Linked DNA regions of Homo sapiens: all the other regions are linked to region 1. Evidence: chromatin loops called from intact Hi-C (ENCODE). Cell type or tissue: IMR-90. All regions are shown on one strand.

Evidence for each region. A loop is a pair of places that touch in the nucleus more often than their neighbours do. Peaks named below come from ENCODE experiments on the same cell type or tissue, not always from the same donor. Only the 100,000 strongest peaks of a DNase experiment are listed, where the experiment ranks them.
Region 2: it touches region 1 in a loop (2.3-fold over the local background); 8 of 110 quality-filtered maps call a loop at or near these places.
Region 3: a loop joins it to region 1, with 2.3 times the contacts of the local background. A loop is called at or near these places in 5 of 110 quality-filtered maps.

What each region holds. Positions count from the first base shown.
Region 1 is chr13:26,492,471-26,500,470 of GRCh38, reverse strand. No RefSeq gene overlaps it. Among named protein-coding and RNA genes, the nearest start is that of WASF3, 61 kb to the left of the region's middle. RefSeq lists a silencer at 3,592-3,761. In IMR-90, a CTCF peak has its summit at 3,684 (motif pointing right); a DNase peak (open chromatin) is centred at 2,250; H3K27ac peaks cover 1,403 bases.
Region 2 is chr13:26,615,648-26,623,647 of GRCh38, reverse strand. The region is part of intron 2 of WASF3 (WASP family member 3); the gene reads right to left. Among named protein-coding and RNA genes, the nearest start is that of WASF3, 62 kb to the right of the region's middle. In IMR-90, no CTCF peak of the experiment used is centred here; DNase peaks (open chromatin) are centred at 4,157 and 7,317.
Region 3 is chr13:26,553,520-26,561,519 of GRCh38, reverse strand. It overlaps WASF3 (WASP family member 3), which reads right to left and starts at 3,837. Exons shown (of 10, transcript NM_006646.6): 1 at 3,701-3,837. RefSeq lists silencers at 3,734-3,943, 4,204-4,263. In IMR-90, no CTCF peak of the experiment used is centred here; a DNase peak (open chromatin) is centred at 3,919; H3K4me3 peaks cover 1,690 bases; H3K27ac peaks cover 1,364 bases; H3K27me3 peaks cover 515 bases.

The DNA.
Region 1 (8,000 bases):
CCACTTCACTCCCTTCATGGGATAGTATGTGTCCTGAAAGGACACTCTACATCATTTGCAGCAGGAAACCCTGTTTTTTTAAACTTTTTAAATTTTTATTTATTTATTTTTTTGAGACAGGGTCTCACTCTCTCACCCAGACTGGAGTGCAGTGGTGCCATCTCGGCCCACCACAACCTCCACCTCCCAGGTTCAAGTGATTCTTCTGCCTCAGCCTCCCGAGTAGCTGGGATTGCAGACGCACGTCACTACCACCCGGGTAATTTTTATGTTTTTAGTAGAGATGGGGTTTTATCATGTTGGCCAGGCTGGTCTCGAACTCTTGGCTGCAAATGATCCACCTGCCTCAGCCTCCCAAAGTGCTGGGATTATCTTTGCTGCATCTTCCCCCCAACCTTTTTATTGAGATGTGGTCTCACTCTGTTGCCCAGGCTGGAGTGCAGTGGTGCGATCTTGGCTCACCGCAACCTCCACCTCCTAGGTTCAAGCAATTCTCCTGCCTCAGCCTCCTGAGTAGCTGGGACTACAGGCATGCACCACCATGCCTGGCTAAGTTTTGTATTTTTAGTAGAGACGGAGTTTCACTATGTTGGCCAGGCTGGTCTTGAACTCCTGACCTCATGATCCACCTGCTTCAGCCTCCCAAAGTGCTGGGAGCCACCACGCTCCGCCTGCTGCATCTTCTTAACATAAAATAAAGGTGCAAATCAGATTAGGACAGGTTGAGAACTGCTGAATATGTTATTGTATTTCTCTTCTTGTATGTAAACTAGGCACTAAATGCACTAAACACGCATGTGTGCAAAACACGTTCTCTCATGTCTCACCAACACATCTGGAGTGCTTACTGTGGGCCACGCATGTCTGTGCATGGACATCTCATTTAGTCTTCACAAAGGCCCAGGGAGGGGCATATTATTGTTCCTGCTTAAAGATGAGGACAAGGGAAGATGAGATAATTGGCCAGTGTCACATAGTTGGTGATTAAGTGAGCCAGGATTCCAACCCAAAGTGTCCAAAGACCTTTTGACACTCAGGCCCCAGGCTTGCTGCACAGGCACCACCCGGGAGAGGGCAGGCTGTGTCCTTCCAGCAGCGTTGGGAGGTGGCAGGGAACAGAGGGTAACAGGTTAGACTAGAAAATTTAGTTCCTCTCTGCTTTTAACCTGCCAGCTCCTAGTTTTTCTTTGGGAAAATCACTCAGGCCCTCTGGGTTTGAATTGCACTGTCTGTGCAACACTTCATAGAGCATTGGCCTCAAAGTTCTTTTCTAGCTGTAACAGCCTGCGAGTCTGTGAAACCAATTGCTAACTGCACAGCAGACTGACTCCTAGAGAATGTGCACAGCCCAGCAGCTCAGACCATTACTACGGAAAGAAAGAAAAACATCATGGCTGCTGCTTCCTGCTCCTGATAGTGAGTCACATTTAATGTCATTATATTAACAGAGCTGTCATTTCTACACCTCTTTGTGGACTGTCGTGTCTACTGTCAGGGGTGCTGAAAGACTCTGGTGATGTAGTCACTCTTTGCGGGGGCCCTCCCCCAGGGAACACCTGTCAACAGAAAACACTGCGTTTCACGCGGCTGCTGTTAATATTTACAGCTGGAGGCCCTCTCTCCCTAAGGCTCCTCACTTTCGAGATTCTGGTTGCATTCAACAGACATTACAAGTTCCCAGCAGAGAGGAAATACAAGGCGCCTGCTGCACTCATTACAGTGGGGCCATGCTGGGCGGGCAGATGGGCTTTCTTATCTCCCGAGGACCTGAGGTCCAGCAGCAGGTAGGGGCCCGAGCTAGCTGGCACTGGCACCCCCTCCAACCCTGCCTTGCGCTAGTCAGGTCTAGAAATGGCACCTGCCTTCCAGTTGGAGAAAGCAAATGTGTCCCCGCATTGCCCCATGTCACTTCGGGGTATATGGACAAGTCTTCTGGAAAAATTATATTCTGTTGTGGACTCAGGGCAAGTATGGATGCAACTTTGATTCCAAAAGTGGCTCCACTGGGGCTATCAATTTTCACCCAGTTCTTGCCACCAGAGGGGAAAGGCCCAGCCTTCAGAGCTCCATGAATTCTGCTGCCTGATAAGTTACTCACAAATTGCCGGGCTATCAAGGGAGAGTTGGGGTTTAAAGCATCTCTTATTGGCTGCCAGCCACAGTTTCGCATACTATTGGAATTCAATATTAGCAATGACTTCTTGGAGACAGGAAGTGTCTGAAATTGCTCTGTCTAGAAAAGTGTGGGTTGATGGATTTCTTAATAAATATGTAGAATGAGAACTTCTGTGAATCCGTGCTGACTAACACTGGATGGTACTTATACTGATTGTGTTCTTGGTATTCCAAAGCCAAGTCAGACCAACCTGTAAACCAAATGTTTTCTTGTGGGAGGTAGAATTGCAAGGGCTTGCCAGAGCCAGCGCTTGCTGGGAAGTGAGCTAGTGCAGCTCTCAAACTCATCCGCTTTCTCCCCAGAGCTGCTTGATTCATGCTGGTTATCTTGGAGACAAAACTAAAGCTTCTGGTAGAAGTTGGATTTTATTTATTTAAGACTATTAGAGGACCGAGATTAGAGGGTGTGTGGCCAGATCGGGTGCATGTTCTATGCAGGTACTGGGGATTCAGTAGTCAAGACAGCCCCGCTCCCTGCCCTCGCAGACTTAGTCCAGAGATGACACTAAAGTGTGGTCATTACCATCCTGCAGGGTGTCCTGGGGGTTTCAGAGACAGGCTCCCTTAAGGAAGTGGAGTGATGTCTAAGGGATATAGATGATGATCCCTGAGGGACATAGACTGCCCCTAGGTGATGAAGGTGAACGAGTTTGTGTCTCAGATGGAAGAAACAGCATACTCAAAAGGCCAAACATAGGACATGGCACAAAAGGAGTGGGCAACCAATGACCAAGTGTGAGTCGGGGAGCAGGGTTGGTTGAAGGAGGAGATGGTTGATAGGAGCAGGAGCCAGGCAATGGAGATCTTGGAAGTTGGATAAGATTCTGGACTTGATTCTAGAGCAGGGTTTCTTGGCTTTGGCACTACTTACATCTGGGGCTGGATAATTGTTTGTTGTGAGGCAGGGCAGGAGGCTGTCCTGTACATTGTGCGATGTTCTGCAGCATTGCTGGCTGGGCTTACAACATACCAGTGGCGCCTCCCAGTCATGACAATCAAAAACGTCTCCAGTCATTGCCCAGTGTCCCCTGGGTGATGAAGTTGCCCCCTGTTGAGAATCATTGCTCCGGGGCAATGGGGAGCCACTGAGGGGTTTTGAGCAGCAGCTGATAGCAGGAACTCTGCAGTCTTCATTGCTACAGCCATTTCCTCTCCGCCTTGGGCTGAGCTTCTCGTGAGCATCAAAAGTTGTAGGAGAAAAAGAGCTGATGTGCCTTTCTGCTATGGGTATTTTTCAGAACTGAAACTATTAAAACTTTCCTCTTCTGATGAATTGGTATTCTTACTTTTATAATATAAAGAACCCTATCCTTTTCCCTCTTTGCTTTGGTGACCAGAGAGCTTAGAATTACTGTTTCTACTCAGTTGCATGGGCCTCTCTGGATCGGTGTAAGTCTAAGTTGCCTACCCAGGCCCAGCAGTTTGCAGACATCAGTCAAGTAGAGGTGGGAGGGCGGGGGCGGGCGCCACAGTGCCTGGAGGCTGCAGCTCTCTGTCTTCCCTCCAGAGGGCAGCAGGCCCTCAGCTCCCACTATGGGGCCATTGAATCTTTGGATTGTTCAAGAAACACAGGAAATCCAGATTTCTATGTAAAACCTCCCAAGTTTATATATTGGCAATAAATTCAAATGTTCAAATGTCTGTAAGACAAGTACCAGGCCAAATCAAATTGTCTTGGGGCTATTTTCTGCTCGAGGGCCAGTTTGTGACCTCTTTTTTTTTTTCTTTTCTTTTTTCTTTTCTCTCTCTTTTTTTTTTTTTTTTTTTTTTTTTGAGACAGAGTCACTCTGTCACCCGGGCTGGCATGATCTCAGCTCACTGCAACCGCTGCCTCCCAGGTTCAAGTGATTCTCGTGCCTCAGCCTCTCAAGTAGCTGGAACTACAGACACCTGCCACCACACCTAGCTAATATCTGTATTTTTAGTACAGATGGGGTTTTACCATGTCGGTCAGGCTGGTCTCGAACTCCTGACCTCAGGTGATCTGCCCATCTCAGCCCCCAAAGTGCTGGGATTACAGGCGTGAGCCACCGTGCCCGGCCTCCAGTTTGTGACCTCTTGATGGGTGTTTTTTGTTTTGATTTTTTAAAAAACATGTATTTTATATATACACACACATATATAATTTCATTTATTTTATTGCTTTGCTTTTTCCATTTGCTTCTGTTTTCATTGTTTTAATTTCATTTTGGGGGAGGAGTAGGGGATTGTGCTAGGGTATCTTCTCTTCACTCTCCCAGATCCATCTTGCAGCTTCCTCCACTTTGCTCTGTGTCCTGGGAACGATCAGGCTCTCTTGCTCTGTGACTTATGTTGGGAGGCCCTGCCAGCATCTGCAGGTGGGAAGGAAGTGAGGCTGGAATACAGATTCTCCAGCCCACTCCCTGCTGGGGAGGCTCAGGTCCTGGCTCAGGGCAGACAGCCTTGCCTCCAGCTGTCCTCTCCAAGCTCTGGATTCTGCTCCTGGTCCTGGTCCTTCTAGGGCGGGTGAGCTGCGGAGCTGTGGCATCTTCATCCTCACCCTGTTGGTTTTCCTCAACCCTGCCTGGATCTTCGTGCATAGCCCCTTCATTAAGCTTCCCTCAATTATCTGACTTGAGGGTTTTGTTAGCTTCCTACCAGGGCCCATGGCTACTAAAAAATAAGTAATTTAGTGCAGAACACAGGAAAGTTGGGGGGTTGTTTATATGAACAAAACATAAATAATAGACTGGTCTCAGAGGATGTGTATTGGCCGTAAGGACGGGAAACCATAACTACATCAACAGGGAACGTGCCTAGATTCCCATTCATCAGATCAAATCTGCTTCACATGACGTGATTTTGAACCTTGACTTAAAGTAGCTCATGCCATTTTCATGTAAAACTGTGTTTATCCTGCAGGAAAAAACATGGGAAATGTGCCCTAGAGGTGAAATGTGTGAGGAATGTCTCAGGAGCCTCATGATTGCTGTTCTCAGGAGCCTGTTCTCATGATTGCTTATTTTCTGTCTCCTTTCCTGGCTTCTCTTTGGCCTCTCGCTCATGGAATGCAGTCTGGATGTTTCTAGGCAGCACAGAGTAGAGGTTAAGATCAATTACCTTTAAATTAAGTTAACATTTGTGCTGCTGTCTTGCCTCTTATCATGTCACCTGTATAGCTGTGGAGAAGGAAGCGATTCCTTCTCTCTAAGTTTCAATGCCCTCAAAATGCAACCTCCCAGGGTGGCAGAAAGGATGAAAGAAGCAAACGTAAGGAAAACACTTATTGCTCCTGGCACATGGGGTGCCCAGTAACTGGCAGAGATTATTAACAAATCAAGCCCTGTTGCCCAGAAAGCTGTTAACTGTTAACAGTTTGTGCATTAATGTGAACATCTGCCCATTTACAGTACGCAATAAGCTTCATTTGGTGCAATGACCTTGAAGCAATGCATAATTCTAATTGTTCTCTGAATCATCAGAGAAAGATTGAGTGAAATTCAATCTAGTGTTCAATATATTCTTATTGCTTCCACATTTGGAAAATTCCTCTCATATTATCCATCTCCAGTCCTTTGGCACTCCTCCCATGTCACGTTTCTTGAGGATTGCAGATAGTGGTTCTGAGACGACATTTGCAAATCCCATTAGCAGTCTGCGATTACAGTCCCTCTACGTCTAGAGACCAAAACTCATTTAAAGCAGCGTGTTGCTTCCTTCTATCTTTTCATTGATTTGGGGCTGCAGTTCTCATTTTATGTGCCAGTTTCAGTGAGAAGCTCATTCTCCCAATGTACTCTTAATTTGCCAGGATAACAAATTTCACCTTAAAATCAGTATGCCACTTGCTGGGACCAGAGGGCCAAACATGCTGAGTTGGAAAAAAGGAAGACCCAATAAAGCCAACACAGAGTAAAGGGAAAAAATATCAAACCCTCTCTTCGTAGCCGTTGCTAACTCTGTATCCAGTGTGAGACTTGATTCTCTCTTAAAACCTGGATCACACACCCTTCCTGCAAATATAAATAACTCTATCCCTTAGCCTCTTATTCAGTGGCAAGTTGGTACAATCACAAACCCGGATTATAGGCTGCCACTCTCTCGTTACATGGTGCTTAGTTCCTTAACTGTGTGACTAATAAGGTCAGCAATATCTTAGCTGGCATTTGTTGAATATTTACTACATACCAGCACTTTGCAAAGATTATCATGCAATCCTCAAACAAACCTATGAGATGGAAGCTCTTGTTACTGTCACTTTACTGATGAGAGAGTTTGAGTGTGGCCTGGATGGAGCTCAGCGGTCCCAGCAGTATGTGATGAGCAAACTCACCTCTGCATTTTCTCCTTGGAGAGACAGAGCATGGCCTGGAGAAGGGCTTCCACAGTCAAATCAGCACCCTGCTGACCTGCAAGAAGCAATGTGTAGGCTCAAGGGAGGTGGTCCCTCATGGAAGGCGCCAAGATGCCAAGCCAGGTACAGCAGGACAGGAAGGGAGGGAATGAACGTAAGATGGTGGGGAGAGGGTGCTCCCACCTCCCTATTGCCCTTCCCCACCTCTGGTGACCATGAGTCTACTCTCCATCTCCACGAGTTCAATTGTTGCCATGTTTAGTTCCCACATATGAGTGATGGTTAATGGGTGCAAAAATACAGTTAGAATGAATAAGATCTATATTTTATATCACAACAGCATGTCTATAGTTAACAATAATTTATTACATATCTAAAAATAACTAAAAGGCCCAGCACAGTGGCTCACGCCTATAATACAAACATTTTGGGAGGCCGAGGCGTGCAGATTGCTTGAGTCCAGGAGTTTGAGACCAGTCTGGGCAACATGATGAAACCCCATCACTATAAAAATGCAAAAATTAGCCAGGCATGGTGGCACATGTCTGTGGTTCCAGCTACTCAGGAGGCTAACGTACGAGGATCGTTTGAGCTCTGGAGGCAGAGGTTGCAGTGACTTGAGATTGTACCACTGCACTCCAGCCTAGGTGACAGAGTGAGATCTCATCTCAAAAACAAAACAAAACAAAAAAACCCAATAAAAATAACTGAAAGAGTGGAATTGGATTGTCCTTACACAATGAAATGATAAATGTATGAGGTGATGGACACCCCAAATGCCCTGTTGTGGTTATTACCCATCACATGCCTGTATCACAACATTGCATGGACCCCGTCAGTGTATACCCCTATTATGTACCCATAATAATTAAAAATTTTTTAAAAAGAGTGCTCCAAGTAAGTGAGCCACAGGCACAAAGGCCTGGAGATGGGAATGACACATCCAAGGAACTTCAAGAAGGCTGGCGTGGCTGGATCTGAGTGAGTGAGTTAGGCCATGAGATCAGAGAAACTGGCAATGCAAGGGCTGGTCTTTGCATGCTGTGGGCCTTGGTCAAGATTTCTGATTTTATTCTCAGTGTGATAGCAAGCCGTTAAGATTTTGAGATAAAGAGTTACATGGTAAGGTTGGTGTTTTAAAAAGGTGATTCCAGCTGCTGTGTGGAGATGTGTCTGCAAATGGAGGGGAAAGCGGGGAGGCAGTTGGAAGCACTATTACAGATAGGTGAGAGAGGATGGCGGCTTGGACCATGTGCCATTGTCCGAGTCAGAATCTAAGCTGAGAGTAGCGCAGGCAGAACCTGCTGATGGATGGTGTAATGGTTAGTATTGAGTGTCAACTTGATTGGATTGAAGGATGCAAAGTATTGTTCCTGGGTGTGTCTGTGAGGTGTTGCCAAAGGAGATTAACATTTGAGTCAGTGGACTGGGAGAAGCAGACCCACCCTCAATCTGCATCGGCACTACCTAATCAGCTGCCGGTGCGGCTAGAATGAAAGCAGGCAGAAAA
Region 2 (8,000 bases), 120 kb before region 1:
TTCTCCAACACAACTAAACTCTGCCTGATATTTGTCCCTGTCTTGGGCATGAAAGAGTTCCTGTCCCTCATGCAGCAGAAAGAGAACTTTGCTTTGCATCAGTGAAAGATTATGAGCCTAAGAGTCTGTCCTGCTTTTGCTATTAATTACCCTTCGTCCCAGAAGCAGAGGATCTTGCTGGTCACAGGGCAGGAAAGAGGGTTTCCTAAACCTCTGCCAGAAATAGATCTTTGCTGAGTCCTATGGGCTAGAGGTTTCATTGCCCTCCTGGGAACTCTGTCATAGGAGAGAAGGCTGTGGGGAAGCAGGTGTTACATCATGCCTGTCTCCCAGTGGCAGCTGAGATTACCTCCCGCAGAGCAGCACGATCAAAAGAGGTTCTGTCTAGTCTCCAGGCTTGCTCATAAGCTTTCTTAAGAGTACCCAGTGGAGGGCTGTAGAAAACAGCTTATGAGTAAGTGTAACCTTCCCCTTGTATCTGGGGTACCTGGTTATCCTAAACTGATGCATTAGCCCATACTCAACCTTAAGAATGCATTACAATTTTTGCTGAATTCTTCTTATGCACTTCTATGATGGTTACCTGTTCCCCCTGTGCTCTGCTAAATGTGAAACAGTTCAAGTGTCCTGTCTACTCTCAGATGGGTTTGTCACCCTTTGGGATTTAAGAAAAGTTATTGCTTTCTAGATAATCTGGCCTTTTTTGTTTCTTAAAATAGAAGCAATGTTCTCTTATATCCTAATTGGAAGAGAAACTCCACCTTCACAGTAAGAACAAGGGTAACATATCAGCTTCTTCTTTTGTTAAGACATTGAGCTGATAACTATTTTCACAAAAAAAGAAAGAAACAGTAAACAGATTTTTTTTTTTTTGAGACGGAGTCTCGCTTTGTCTCCCAAGCTGCAGTGCACTGGTGCGATCTTGGCTCACTGCAACCTCCATCTCCCGGGTTCAAGTGATTCTTCTTCCTCAGTTTCCCGAGTAGCTGGGATTACAAGCACCCACCACCACGTCCAGCTAAGTAAACTGATATTCTCAATGAGTGAACATATGAGTACACTCTTAAGAATTTATGTGTGCAGACCCCAAAGAGAGCAGACTATTCTGGAAAGAAAAGAACACCACCACTACTCTATTAACATGGATAACAGCTTTCATGCATAGAATACACTGTAATGGGGCAAATAAACTGAAGCCCACAACTGTGGTCATTCTCCACCGCAGTAAGGGTTCATGGGATGTAGAGTAACATGTTAACTGCATTAAGTCTTTATTACATATTTTAAAACGATATTACTGGTAGGTAGAGGTAGTTGACTATACAAAATTAACTGAATAGATTTTGTAGTGGATTTCTTTCTCCACTATGCAGCCATTAAAGACTGACCTTTGAGCTTTCAGAACAACCAGTTTGCAGAACCTGACAGTGTTAATGATTCTCTCTTCTATGTGCTGGTAACCTTTGCTCTGATTGCTGCATGCCAGGTAATTAGAGCACAGTGCATGATAGCACTAAAACATGTGGCACAGACTATATTATACACACAAAACTAAATGTGTGTATACTGCAGATGTTGGGCTTTTTAACCATGTTTTACTTGTATGTATGAGTTTTGCCCTCGGAATGAAAGTGACCCAAGCAAAAGTAGCCAGGGCCCATAGAGTAGAGTGACACAATGCTGGCCCAAGCCCTTCCTCTGACCTTTCCCCTCAGTGTGGCCTTCTCATTTTGAAGGACAAGGGCTATGTCTGCCTGCCTCCACTTTACAGCACTCTGCTTGGAGTTAAGTGCCTACTGACAACTCCCAAAAGATACTCACTAACATAACATTCCCACCGCCAAAGGAAGGGCCTCAGCTTCCTAAACTCCTCACTTCGCACACTGCCTTCTAGAGCCACACTGCTTCTTTTTAAAGCTTTATTAAAAGTTGTGATTTAGGGGGAGGGAAGGAAGAAAGACCACATAAAATTCAATCAACCTCATTTCACTGGGACAAATGTTCACACTTTGCTCTTTGAAATGTGGTCTGTATGTTTCCACAGGATGGGAGACAGAGAGGTACAGTGAAGCAGCAAAGGACTAGGAATTGGGGAACTGGGGTTCTAGTCCAAGTTCTGCCACTAACACTACACGACTCTGTGCAAGTTTCTTCATCAGGGTGGGCCTCAGTTTCTTCATCAGGGTGGGCCTCAGTTTCTTCTCCTGCAGAACAGATTTGCTCTCTTGGGTTCCCTCCAGCTCTGGCATACTTTCCTTTTCAGTTAGACATTCAGCTGGCTTTCAGAAACTACCATATCAGATTCACCTACTCTCCAAACATTCAGTGTGTTTTCATGATGCTTTAGCTAGTGGAAATGCAAAAACTGAACAAACGAAAATAAAACAAACCCCATTCCTCAAGATGCTAATGGTTTAGTGGCAGAGACAGGCATATAAATAAAGTTACAACACAGTGTGATAAGCACTACATTAAAGGTATGTCTCATTCCTGGAAATTAAAACGCAACTAGAAATACTCCATTCTCAGTGGGGAATGGGAGATGACACGGCATCACAGACCCCCCAGCATCCTGCTCAGCATCGGGAAGCTATTCAACAGACGTTTGAGGATGGAAGAGTGAAGCTCTCACTCAAGGCTTAGAAGCAGCATTCCACCATTTTAAAACGTCACTTAGCTTTTGCTATACAGCCTCAACAACTAAATAATAAGTCTCCCAGAAAAAGGCAACTTTGTGTCTATGGAATAATGTAATGAAAAACCTTGTCAAGTACCTATTTTTAGAGGACATTCTGGGACACAGTTTGTCTTTCAAGGGCCACAAAATGGCATATAAAGATCCTCCAGGTAGAAGCTAATATGGTTCTAACTGAAAAGGTAGGGATTTGAAGTCTAGGTCAAGATTTCTCTCCACCAGGGTTTTCACCATTAGCTCCTGTCTTGCAGTTTCTCTGTTGTGGGAAGAAATCTCGGAGTAAAAGTGAAGAACAACGTATCATGGGTGGGGATACAGAAGTGGTGTGGGAGCCTGTGAAGATCAAGCCTTTGGTCTCCCTGCCTTTCTCTTCTAGCCATGGACAGGGTAAAGGGAGCTCTGAAAAAAGCTGCTGTTCTACAACTTGCCACGCTCTACATATCTATGCTTCAATTAATCTTTATGCTCTGTGTTATGTTCATTTAATTCAGACTTTTTAAAGTTAAATAAATCACTAAATTCCTATTAGATAAAAAATATTTTTAAAATATACCCATATTTTATTTCTAAGTCCTTTTAGACCATGGTGTTCATTTAACTAGATACTCAGAACATGTGGGATTCAAGAATACATTTAATATTTGAACCTACATCTGTTTTATAGTCCTTTATTGTGCATAAAAATTTATTCTGATGCACATTATTAACCCAGGAACCTCCGAGATGCTTTGACCAGGAACTATTTTTCTTCCCTGTTTTGATCAGCCAGACAAAATCAGCTACTTAATAAAAAAAATTTTAAGATAAATGGAACCTTGGAGATCTAGCATAACTTTATTTTACAATCAAAGATTAAGACAAAGAGACCCAAAATCTCCTACATCCTGGAGTAGACACTAGAATCTCGGTCTCTCACTTCCACTGGTGCTCTGCCCACCACATCCCCATTGTAAACGCTTCCTACAGGTCCCAATTATAAATATGCCAGTAAGCCAAGGCTACTTCATTTCTGTGTCTTACCAGGATAAAAAGGCAGCCAAGGAGGGGAAAGTTGTCTGCTTTGGTATTCAAGTAATCCTTGACTTCTAATATGATGCTTCTATTCATTCTCTTTCCCTCTATCCCAGCAGGTCCCTCCCCATTCTTAACCCTCTAAGCACCTGATCATTTGTCATTAAGAGTCAGCTCTGACCAAAAAGGAAGGAGGTGGTTTACATTTCCAAGGTTCCTTTTATATCAGATTTTATTATCTTATTAAACAGATGGTTTTGTCTGGTCCTTCAACTCCTGACACTGCCTTGTTGCTGATTGCATGCATAAGCTTCAGACCCCCTATCTTACTCTGTTTTGTATTTTTGATATACATGACTTTTTATAACATGACTAACCTTTGGTTAACCACTGAGTTGACCCAGATATTTGTATCCACCCCACTTCCCCAGCCAAGGATGTGATCCATCCGCATCTCTGCAGACCATGATTCAGTACGACATCTGGTAAGTCAAATTCCATTTGATGTCTGCCAGGAAGCTGTGTGCATAAGACTAGAATATATACCCAGCCTCCAAGGAGACTTACAGAAATGCTGCTGTGGGTAAACTAAGGAAAACAGCAGTTTAAGGTGACATTTCAGACAAGGAAGAACAACAATCTCCATTTCCTTGATTTGGGATTAAATGTAATCTACTTTCCATTTAAGGCTGCAGCATATGCTAAGCATATTTCTCCATTAAAATGAGACACTTATAAGCAGGTTGTGTATGGCATGTATGTGCATAACCTTAGCTCATTCATAGGAAATCCTTTCAAAAATTATATAATTTGAAATGGAAGATTATAGAAATAGAATATAATAAACAGAGCACCTAGACTAGGCTTCTCCTTTGTTTCAAACCCACAGAAATGATGAAAAAGATGTACATTTAAAATATGTGCAACAATACTACAGGACTACAAATGATAGATAACCTCCAAAGTTGAAAGGCAACGGGATGAGATTAAAGGAAGAAACCACAAGCCAAAAATATGACAGGAAGGACTGTGGCCACGAGATGTGTGGTTGGAGAACCACAATGAAAAGATCTTGGCAATTTACACCAGAGAAATACAAATGGCAGCCAACCATCAAATTGTCCTTTGAAAGAATTATATCTAATAAAACTAGGAATATGCATACTATGGACCCTAGCATTTCCATCTCTTATTCTGAGAAACATTCTCACTTGTGCACAGAATTCATGTACAAGAATGTTCACAGCAGCACTGTTTGACATAGAGATAAACTGGAAATGACTACCAATAGGGGAAAGGCAGCTGTTAAAAGAAACAAGATAAATATATATATGGAGTGTCCTCCAAAACATAGCAGTGAATGAAAAATACAAAGTTCATAATTACAGTATGCCATTTAGTAAAAAGTACTATGTAGTCCTACATGTATGAAAGAGACGGGGGGGCGGAGGTGGGGGAGACGGTGGGGAGAGAGAGAGAGCGAGAGAGTGTGTGTCAGAGAAGGAAATGTCTCAAATTCATAATAATGAATTTATTATTCTAAGGGAGGAGGAACAGAGCTGAGACTCAAAAGGTACTTTAATTGCAAATGTGTTGCAAGTTTTTAAAAGACGTATATATTCAGGTGTTATCTGCATGATCAATATTTTGATTTCGTACAAACAACTAGAAGATACTGGATATATAAATAACAAACCATTACAGGAAAAAATTGTAATAAAGTCAGCAATGGACAAGAAAGTATTAATTTTTTTAACAAAAAGGAGGCACTAATAGTGACTATGGCCTTCCAAATAATCACAGTAAGTGTTAATGGGTGAACTCACTATTAATGGCTAAGACTTCATATTCGTCTGTTTTCACACTGCTAAAAAGATACTCCCAAGACTGGGTAATTTAGAAGGGAAAGAGGTTTAATTGAATCACAGTTTCACGTGGCTGGGGAGGCCTCAGGAAACTTACCAACATGGCGGAGGGCAAAGGGGAAGCAAGGCACCTTCTTCACAAGGCAGCCGGAGGGAGAATGAATGCAGGAGGAACTACCAAACACTTAAAAAATCATCAGATCTCATGAGAATTCACTATCACAAGAACATCATGGGGGAGACTGCCCCCATGATTCAATTACCTCCACCTGGTCTCTCCCTTGACACGTAGGGATTATGGGGACTACAACTCAACATGAGATTTTGGGTGGGAACACAGCCAAACCACTTATAGAATGTGCCATGCACTGTCAAGAATTTTACATATATTAGCTCATTTAATTCTTATAAAATGAGATAGAAACTATTAATATTTCCATTGTATAGGGAAGAAACAGGCACTAATATTTAAGTAAACTTGACAGACACCACACAGCCAGTTTATGCAGTGCCTGAATTCAACCCCAGGCAGCCTGGACTCAGTCCATGTCCTTACCACTCACCAAACAGCCTCCACTGAACAAAGCAGCAACACACTGAGTTGTTTGGGTTTTGTAAGATAAATATTCAAGAATACATCTAAAATGAAATAACTAGGAGTGATAAAAATAAAGAGATTAAAAATATACACCAGGCAAATGCTAACAACAAAAGGGAGTCAGGCTCTAAGACACAAGAGAAACTCAAGGTGAACGCAACAAAAACAGATGGAGGGGAAGACACTTATCATATTCAATTGGTAAAAAAAAAACACTAAAAATGACAATTATGAACTTTTATTATCCTTTTGTAGAAGACCCAACATACTTTTCTCAGAAACCAACAAAGACCAAGATTTGAATAATACAATTAACAAGTGTTAATTGATAGTTTTTAAAAATGTTATACATAGATGTGAGAATGCATATTTAAAAAAGAAAACACGGAAAAGTTGTAAGAAAAAAAGCTATGAATTAGGTCACACAAAAAAGTTAACTGCAATCACACAGAAAATTACAATCACACAGTAAGCACAATACAATTCAATCAGAAATGAACATGTAAAAATCAAGGGATGTTGGTGAATTGTCGCCAGCATTTTCATCATTGAATCTGAATCTGGCCCTGTTCTGGCTTCTGACCTTGTAGTACTTCAGGTGAGGCCTTTGACTACACCCCAGGGACAACGAGTCAATACTGATGACAATTGGAATGGCAGATCTCCAACCTCCAGAAATAAAGAGCTGACCATCCCAGCCATGCAAACATATTCACTAATTAGGGGTCTTCTGTCCTGCACAGCTATTGACTCATGTACAGCCCCCCAAAAAGAGAATACAAACTAAGTGCCCTGCCAGAAAATGGAAGAAAAGGAAGATGACAAAGAGTAACTACTTTTATGGGAGTTGGGGAAAGTGCAAAAAATAAAACCAAAAAATAATCCCATATTGGCTCCCAAAAATTTCATTCTGGGGTAAAAAGGAAAAAAAATGCTATTAAAATGAATAAAACTACAAATCATATATCTGATAAAGATCTGATACAGAATATATAAAGAATTCTTGAAAATCTATAATAAAGTACCCAATTTCTTAAAATGGGCACAAGATTTGAACAGACACTTCACTAAAGAAGTTATGCAGATGGCAAGCAAGCACATGAAAAATGCTCAACAGCATTAGTCATTAAGGAGAGGCAAATTAAAACCGCAGGAGATATGACTGCACACTGATGAGAATGGCTAAACTTAAAAAGACTGTTCATACAGAGTGCTTATGAGAACATGGATGAACTGGAACTATCATCCACTGCTCAAGAGAAACAAAATAATCTTTGGAAAATGGTTTGCAAGTTTCTTAAAAAGTTAAACATACACTTATCACACGATCCAGCCATTCTACTCCTAGATATTTACCCAAAATAAATAAAAGCATGTGCCCACATAAAGACTTGTATATGAATGTTCATGCAGCTTTATTTGTAACAGCCAAAAACTAGAAACAATCCAAGTGTCCATTAGCAGGTGAATGGACAAACAAACTGCATTACATCCATACAGTGAGGTACTATTCAATGATAACATGGAATGAACTACTGATACATGCAACAACAAGAGATGAATCTCTATGCTGAATGAAAGCCAGACGAAAATACTACATACTGTATTATTCCATTTACATAACATTCTAGGAAATATAAACTTATCTATAGGGACAGAAAGCAGAGCAGCCGTTATGTGAGGGTAGGAGGGAAACAAAAGGGAAAAATGACCAAGGGCCATGAGGAAACAACGGTCACCAGTTCAACTACATTGATGGTATCATGGGTGTATACATATTTCAAATAACTTATCAAATTATACATTTTAAATAAGCATAGTTTACTGTATG
Region 3 (8,000 bases), 61 kb before region 1:
GCAGCCAACTGAACACACTGTCCCCTCAGCACCTGAAACTTAACCCAGCCAAGTGTGACCCATAATCTTTTCCCCAAAATGGATGCTGCTCTGTCCCCACCTAAGGACAGTGCCATCACCCAACCACCCAGCCAGAGCTGGACACTGCCCTGAACTCCTCCCTGCCCCAACTCCCCCCACCACATACACACACACGGCCAATGACCAAATCCCAGCAATTCTACCTCCTCAAATTTCCCTGCTTCAAGCCTTCCCTCTTCTAATCCATTCTCCAAAGGGCAAATTTGACCGTGTCCCTCTTTTGCTTACAATTCTTCAACCATTTCCTGTTGCCCACAGAGGTCTCCGAACTCCACACAACAGTAATCACAAGACCCCACAAGGCACAGTCCCTCCTTACTTCTCCTCCCTCACTTCTTGCCACTTCCCTGCCCTTGCCCACAACCACCCCCACTGGACTGAACTCCTGGTGTTTGTGGTTGCTCCAGTGCATCACCTCCCTGACCATCTCTCTGTACACCCTCTCCTCAACCCAGACTTCGACCAATTCCTTCTCATGGTGCTTCCTCTGGGAGGCTTTCCTGTCTCTCTGAACGTCCCTAAGCTTGGGTTTATGGTCCTCCTCTGAGCTCTTGTTGCTGGCCCCTTTCAGATCCCATATCAAACAATACATTGTAACCAACGGTTAAAACTCTTTGAGACTGAACTGCACAGCAAGCTCATCGGGGGCTGACAGAGGTATCTGTCTTGTTTATCTCTGTATCCCCGGCACATATTAAAACTCTGAAGTGTACTGAATGAATAAAGCAAATGAATGAATGGATTAGGTCATGCATGAGGCTCCTACATCCCTCACTGATTACTGACTCTATCATGGTACTTATCACACTGCACTGTAATTGCTTGTCCTGGTAGACTATGAACATCTTGAAAGCGTCTGTCTCTTATTTTTGCAACCCTAGTGATTAAAATAGTACCTGGTACCTAGTAGGCATTCATGAAATGGTTTTTTTAACATACAGGGTTATATATTTCATCTACAGTATTAAATGGAAAAAATCCAGAAGGATACACCCTATATTATGGTTACCTCTGAAGAAAGAAATAGGAATAGGACAACAATAAGACGGGAAAAAGAAAACTTAAGACTTTTTACCTCTATAAATCTCTGTGTTGATATTGTTTATTTTATAATGTACATCATTTATGTATTACTGGCATAAAATATTTCTGTATTACCAGCATAAAGTCAAGCCACAGGTAAAGAACCAGCCCTGAAGAAGAATGTGTGGGGCTGTCAGAAGCATTTAGTTCCACATGCCCAAGAGCAAAGCCAAAAAAAGCCTGACTTGAAAGAAACAGGGCCCTTAAAACGGACTGAGAAGAGAAGTTGAGAGATTCGGCCGGGAGCGGTGGCTCACGCCTGTAATCCCAGCATTTTGGGAGGCCGAGGTGGGCGGATCAACCTGAGGTCAGGAGTTCGAGACCAATCTGTCCAACATGGTGAAACTGCATCTCTACTAAAAGTACAAAAATTAGCCGGGCATGGTGGCGGGCGCCTGTACTCCCAGCTACTCGGGAGTCTGAGGCAGGAGAATCGCTTGAACCCAGGAGGCGGAGGTTGCAGTGAGCCGAGATCACACCACTGCACTCCAGTCTGGGAGACAAGAGCAAGACTCCGTCTCAAAAAAAAAAAAAAAAAAAAAAAAAAGAAAGAAAGAAAGAAAGAAAAGAAAAGAAAAAGAGATTCAAGGTCTACAGCAATGGAGAGCCACCCAAAGTGAAAAACAATCTGGGAGTACTCTTCAAAGAAAGTCCTTGGAATTCCAAAGACGATCACTAGTACTAGCCCGTGAGTAGGGACAATTCATTTAATACTTGCATTATAACGCAATTGTTTTAATCAAAACATCCCAATAACCAAAAGGTTACCTGCCATACATAGGTTTCTATGGGAACCGTAACGTGTGACTACAAAGACACACTGACAAGAGATAGGAGGTTACAATGTTGGCATGACCACTTAGCAAAGTGTGTTCCACCTTTGTTTTCGTAATTGTTGAAGATAGTGAAGCACATCATTGACTATTAGGTTGTAAATTTTAAAGCAAACAGATTTTTTAAAAACAAATGCTATTAAGCAACTTCATGTCAGCCAACTGGAAATGCAAGAACAATTTCTATATGTACATAGTTCTAGAATAAGCACAGGTTGGAAGGTAAATATAATAGTTGACCAAACTTTCCAATATTTAAACATGTGAAAAGACACAGCTTTTGTGAATACCAACTAAGAAAATCTTTCAAGATGAAGAAAAATGAGTACTACACTGAAGTCATTAGAACCCTGGGAGAAGGGAGCTGGAGAGGACACAATGAGAATGCCTTTGGGAAAGGTCAAACCCAGCTTTCGTTTGTTTAACCTCTCAAGCAGATAAAAGAACTAGCTTTAAAGAACCACTGCATTGTTTAACTGCTAGAAAAGGAGAGTTGGGTAAAGCACATATAAAAAGAAGCAATAGAATTTGCCCTAGAGACAATAGAAAGATTAGTCAATTACAATACTTTGAACTTAGTTTTGATAGAGTCGCATTTTAAGCTTTAGATAAACCTAATTTTTAAGATGCAAAATATTTCAAATAGCTATCCTCTCCCCCTTATAAAAAGTAGACTCTGAATCTTAAAATACCATGTTCTGCTATGCATTTAATTTGAAGAACTGCGAAAAGTAGTCTTTTTAATTTTCAGTTTTTGAAAACTCGAGACTGTTGCTGGAAGTAAACCGCTAATTTAAAAATTAACCTTAAAATGAGAAAGAATTCCTATGATGCTCCCATTGATCCCTAAGCCCATCACATAGTTTCTGAATAATTAAGAACTCTCGTCTCCACCAGGGAACTCTCCCTTGCAGAGGGGCCAAATCAAGAAGCAATCGCCATTGCACGTCAGCACCACAAACTGAGAGGAAGCTTCTGCCCTCGCTAAAGCCCAGGCGCGCGGGTAAAGACCCCCGGGGATGATACCCCGCGCGCCGCGGCTCCGTGCGCGCGGTCCCCCGCACTCGCGGGCCGCCCCACCTCCTCCCCTGCACTCCAAGAGTCCGGCCTGGTCTCCGAGGCCGGGAGCCACGCGGCACCGCAGCCTCGAGGGAGAGGACGCCCGCAACCAACACGCACGCGGGCACCAAGAGGGCACAGGCCAGGGCGGCGAGGGCCGAATGGGGCCGGGGGGCACGCGGAGCTGGACCAGAACCAGCGAGGGCGCGCAGACACTGAACGGATGCGAAGGTCCCGGACGCGGAGCGGCCCGGGGCGTCGTGCGTGGGGCGCGAGCGGAGGCCCGGGCGCCACTTACGGCGGGGAGGGCGGGTGGCTGTCCCGAGTCCAGGGAGCGCGCACCGGACGGCAAAGGGCCGGAGGCCCGGAGGCGCGGGAGAGAAGGGCCGCCTGGCCGCGCCGTGACGGCGAGAAGCCCCTGCCAGCGCGGGAGCCGGCCGGGAGAATGCGGCCGGGCTGCAGGGATAGGCGCGAGGCGGCGCCGCAGCCCGCAGTGGGCCCCGCCGCCCGGCCGGAGCGCGCGGCGATGCAGCAACTTCAGTTCGCCGTGGGGCCGCCCCTCCCCCGACAGCCGCCCGGCCCGGAGCCGAGAGGGCCACAGCAGCCTACAGCGGAGAGCCGGGGCGACCGCAGCCCTCACTCACCGGTCCGCGGTCCCGCCGCCGGCGCCGGGGCTGCGCTCTGAGCTCCATGGTCCCGCCGCGCCGCGGCCGCCCGGCGCACCCGCCTCGCACCACACCGCACGCAGCGGCGCGAGCGACGCCGCCTCCGGCCCGTCCACGGCCGCGGCCACGCCCCCTCCCGGCGGGGGGGCTCGGCCGGAGCAGGAGGGGGGCTCAGTGCCGGCTCCACCAACCAGGGCCAACTCACGGGGCCGCTTCACCAGGATTGGCGAGTGCCTCGGCCAATAGGGAGCCGGCGAGCGCGCTGAGCGACGGTGCCGAGGGGCGGGGGATTGCGGAGGCGGTGGCTCTCACCCTTGGTCCTCCGCCCCCAGCTCGGGATGAGGCTTAGGCAGCGTCCTTTCCAGCGAGGAGAGGTGGGGATACTTCGGGCCAAGAGACCCTTGTATCACCTCTGATTGCTAGGTGCCCATTACAGTACCTTTGAGTTTGCGCTTATATCCTAATCCTCCCTGGGTGTTGAGGGCTCCTGCACAGAGGTCCTCTACCTGTAAGGTGTCAGACGTCCTCCAGGGCTGAGGCTTCAGGCAACCCTGAGAGGACTGTAGCCCTGTTCATGGGTTGGTTTTATGCCCTGCTCAAATTCGTTAGCATTCTTAAAATCTTCCCATCTCCTTCAACACAGATTCTTCTGTTTTTATCACCCTATAACCAATCTCTCTCCACCCTAGATGTGAGGAAATCCACAATACTTATTAAAACTAAGATATCCCTGAAACTGCCAGCTAAGCCCTGCCACAGTGGAACATAGCCACGTGCGACCAGATGACTGAGGCATAAACAAACTTAAGAAAAAGAAAGGAGGAAAGGAAAGGAAGAGAAGAAAAGATAGAAAAGCCAAGATAGAAAAGCTAGGTCACAAAGGAAAGGGGTTTAAAAACATCTAATAGAAATGTTACCTTTATTTTAATTTGCATGCCTTTATTCTTTTTATTTACCAATAGGATCACTAAATTGAAAAACTTTTAGGAAAAAATTTTAAATTCTAATGAATAGTTCAAGAAACACTAATTCAAGTTGGTTTGCTCTTTTCTTTACAGATGTGTAATAATGATCAACATCTAGCTAGAGACAACTAAAAGTTGGAAAAAATGAATAGCAGTTAATAATTTCACCAAAGTTTGCAACACCAGAAATGCAGTAGAAAAATCATGCAGCCCTCTTCATAAAATGTCTAATCTATTAACCTGCATTACTTCCAAAGGAGGGATTTTAAAAGCTCTTTTTAAAGATGACGTATATTCAGTTTCCATAAAGTGCCATCATTTTAAAAAATTGCTGGTAATTAACAAGGTAAACAGGATTTTGGTGAATAATTACAGTGACCCAGTATTTTAAATATTGATACTAGAGTGACAAATGTCTGCTGAATTGAAAGCTAAATTGGCATTCAAATTAAAATGACTTTCCTTCATTTCATCTTCACTTACCCAGGGGAATGGCTTCCATGTCTATGTTTAGGTCATTAATTTAGAACTCAAAAATATGAAAGTATAGATACCCAGAGTGTTTTCAAGGTTGCTAATCATATTTCCCTGGCTGCTTCCCTCTTCGGTGACCCCAGCCTTATAAACCGCTGCTACACTTAGTTTGCACTCACTGTTAGCCCTTAAACACATCATCCCAAAGTGTTCAGGTTTGTTTCATATAGGTCAGTCTTACCTCTCTAATTAGATCATCAGTTCCATGAGGATAAGGCCCTTATTTTACAGTCCTCTTTCCTCCTTTTATAATGCCTAGTACAGTGCTGAGCATGTGGTAAATATGATTCTATTCCTAGTGTTGTGGTTCATGGTACAAATAAATTATTTCAAATATGGTCTTGTGTGAACCAGTCCTTTAAATAAAAACTGCTTAGAGCAGTCTTGTTAGAGGATTAGAGCCCACCGCTAATAAGTGCCTCATCCTTAATAAAATGTTGCTGCATCAGGGAGTGAATTGGTGACCTGTAACAGAATCTTGACTAAAAGTGCCTACTAAATAGGAGTGCTTCTTATCACAAAACCAGAAACCTGGAGACAGCCACAGGGCTTCTGTAATATCTCTTCTATGGTGTCGTTGTGTCTCAGGCTCTTTCTAGCCATTGTCTCTGCTATCCTTGTCATGTGATCTCTGTCTTCATCCTCACAGGATGCCTGCTTCCCTTGTAAGCATTGCATCACATTGAGGAAAATGGTAGGGGGATGGGTAAAGGGCAAAAGATCAAAGAGGTGCATGCCCAGTTGGGTCTGCATCTTCCTGGGAAGCTTTACCCAGCACCTTCTGCTTGCATTTTATTGGCCAGCCACATGTCACATGACCACCTTTAGCTGCAAAGGAGTCTGAAATGCTAAGTATTTAAAGTTGGGGCATTGGCTGGAGGAATATTAGAGTTTTGTTAGTAATGGAAAAGAGGAATGCAGACCTTGGGTATGAGAGTGGCAGTACCTGATGTAGTTGCTGAATAAATGAATTCATGATTGAGCCCTCACTCTATTTATTCATAAGACCCACTTTTTTAAAAAGGCCACTCAGGTGTCAATTAAAAAACAATCCAATTTTCAAGTGAGCAAAAGATCTAAACAGACACCTCCCTAAAGTGGAGTTGACAATACACAGATGGCAAATAAACATGCTCAATATCATGTGTCATTAAGGAATTGCAAATTAAAACAAAAATGAAATACTATGACATACCTACTAGGATGGCTAAAATAAAAAAGCTAACGGCAACAACAACAAAAAACCTAAGGATACCAAATACTGGCAAGGATACAAAACAACAGGAATGCCCATCCATTGCCGATGGGAATGCAAAATGGTACGACCACTTTGGAAGACAGTCTGGCAGTTTCTCACAAAGCTAAGCATAGTCTCACAATTCAGTCCAGCCATCACACTCCTAGGTATTTACCCAATTGTGCTGAAAACATGCCCACACAAAAACTTGTACCCGAATGTTTATTCATAATCACGAGACCCTGGAAGAATCAAAGATGTCCCTCACAAGGTGAATGAATAAACAAATTGCAGTACATCCATACAATTGAATGTTATTTCATGATAAAAAGAAATGAGCTATCAAGCCATACAAAGACATGGAGGAAACTTAAATGCATATAGCTAAATGAGAAAAGTCAGTCTGAGAAGGCTACAGACTGTATGATTCTAAGTATATTCATTCTGGAAAAGGCAGTAGGAACCATAGTTAACAGAATAAAAAGAAAGTTTCGTTTCTTAAAATTTTTTAAGCAAGGTCACCTTTGCTGTATTTATGGACCTTTATTGCAGTCACAAATTCTATTGTCCTTCAACTATTGGTAAATCTTTTTTAAAAGTTCTTTATCATTGTACCTTTTAAGAAGTTTTTGGGCTATGTGCAGTGGCTCACACCTGTAATCCCAGCACTTTCGGAGGCCAAGGCAGGAGACTTGCTTGAGGTCAGGAATTTGAGACCAGCCTGGGCAATATAGTGAGATTCCCATCTTTGCAAAAACTAAAAGAATTAGCCAAGAGTGGTGGCATATGCCTGTAGTCCCAGCCACTCAGAAGGAGGCTAAGGCAGGAGTGTCGCTTCAGCCTAGGAGTTGGAGGCTGCAGTGAGCTGTGCTCACACCATTGCAATCCAGCCTGTGTGACAGAGTAAGACTCTGTCAAAGAAAGAAAGAAAGAAAGAAAGAAAGAAAGAAAGAAAGAAAGAAAGAAGGAAGGAAGGAAGGAAGGAAGGAAGGAAGGAAGGAAGGAAGGAAGGAAGGAAGGAAAGAAAGAGAAAGAAGGAAGGAAGGGAAGGAAAGGAAAGGAAAAGAAAAGAAAAGAAAAAGTTTTGGGGAGGTTTTCCTGACTTTTTATATTAAAATTTTTCCAATGTAAAGAAAAATTGAAAGAATGGTAGAAGGAACACCCATATACCTTTATCCAATTACACAAGGCCACATTTGCTCCATCAGTCTCTCTCTCTGTCTCTCCATAATTTTTTTTTTTTTTTGAGATGGAGTCTCGCTCTGTCGCCCAGGCTGGAGTGCAGTGGCGTGATCTCGGCTCACTGCAAGCTCCGCCTCCTGGGTTCACACCATTCTCCTGCCTCAGCCTCCCAAGTAGCTGGGACTACAGGCGCCCGCCACCACAACTGGCTAATTTTTTGTATTTTTATTAGAGACGGCGTTTCACTGTGTTAGCCAGGATGGTCTCGATCTCCTGACCTCATGATCCGCCCGCCTCGGCCTCCCAAAGTGCTAGGATTACAGGCGTGAGCCACCGTGCCCGGCCTCTCCATTATTTTTTA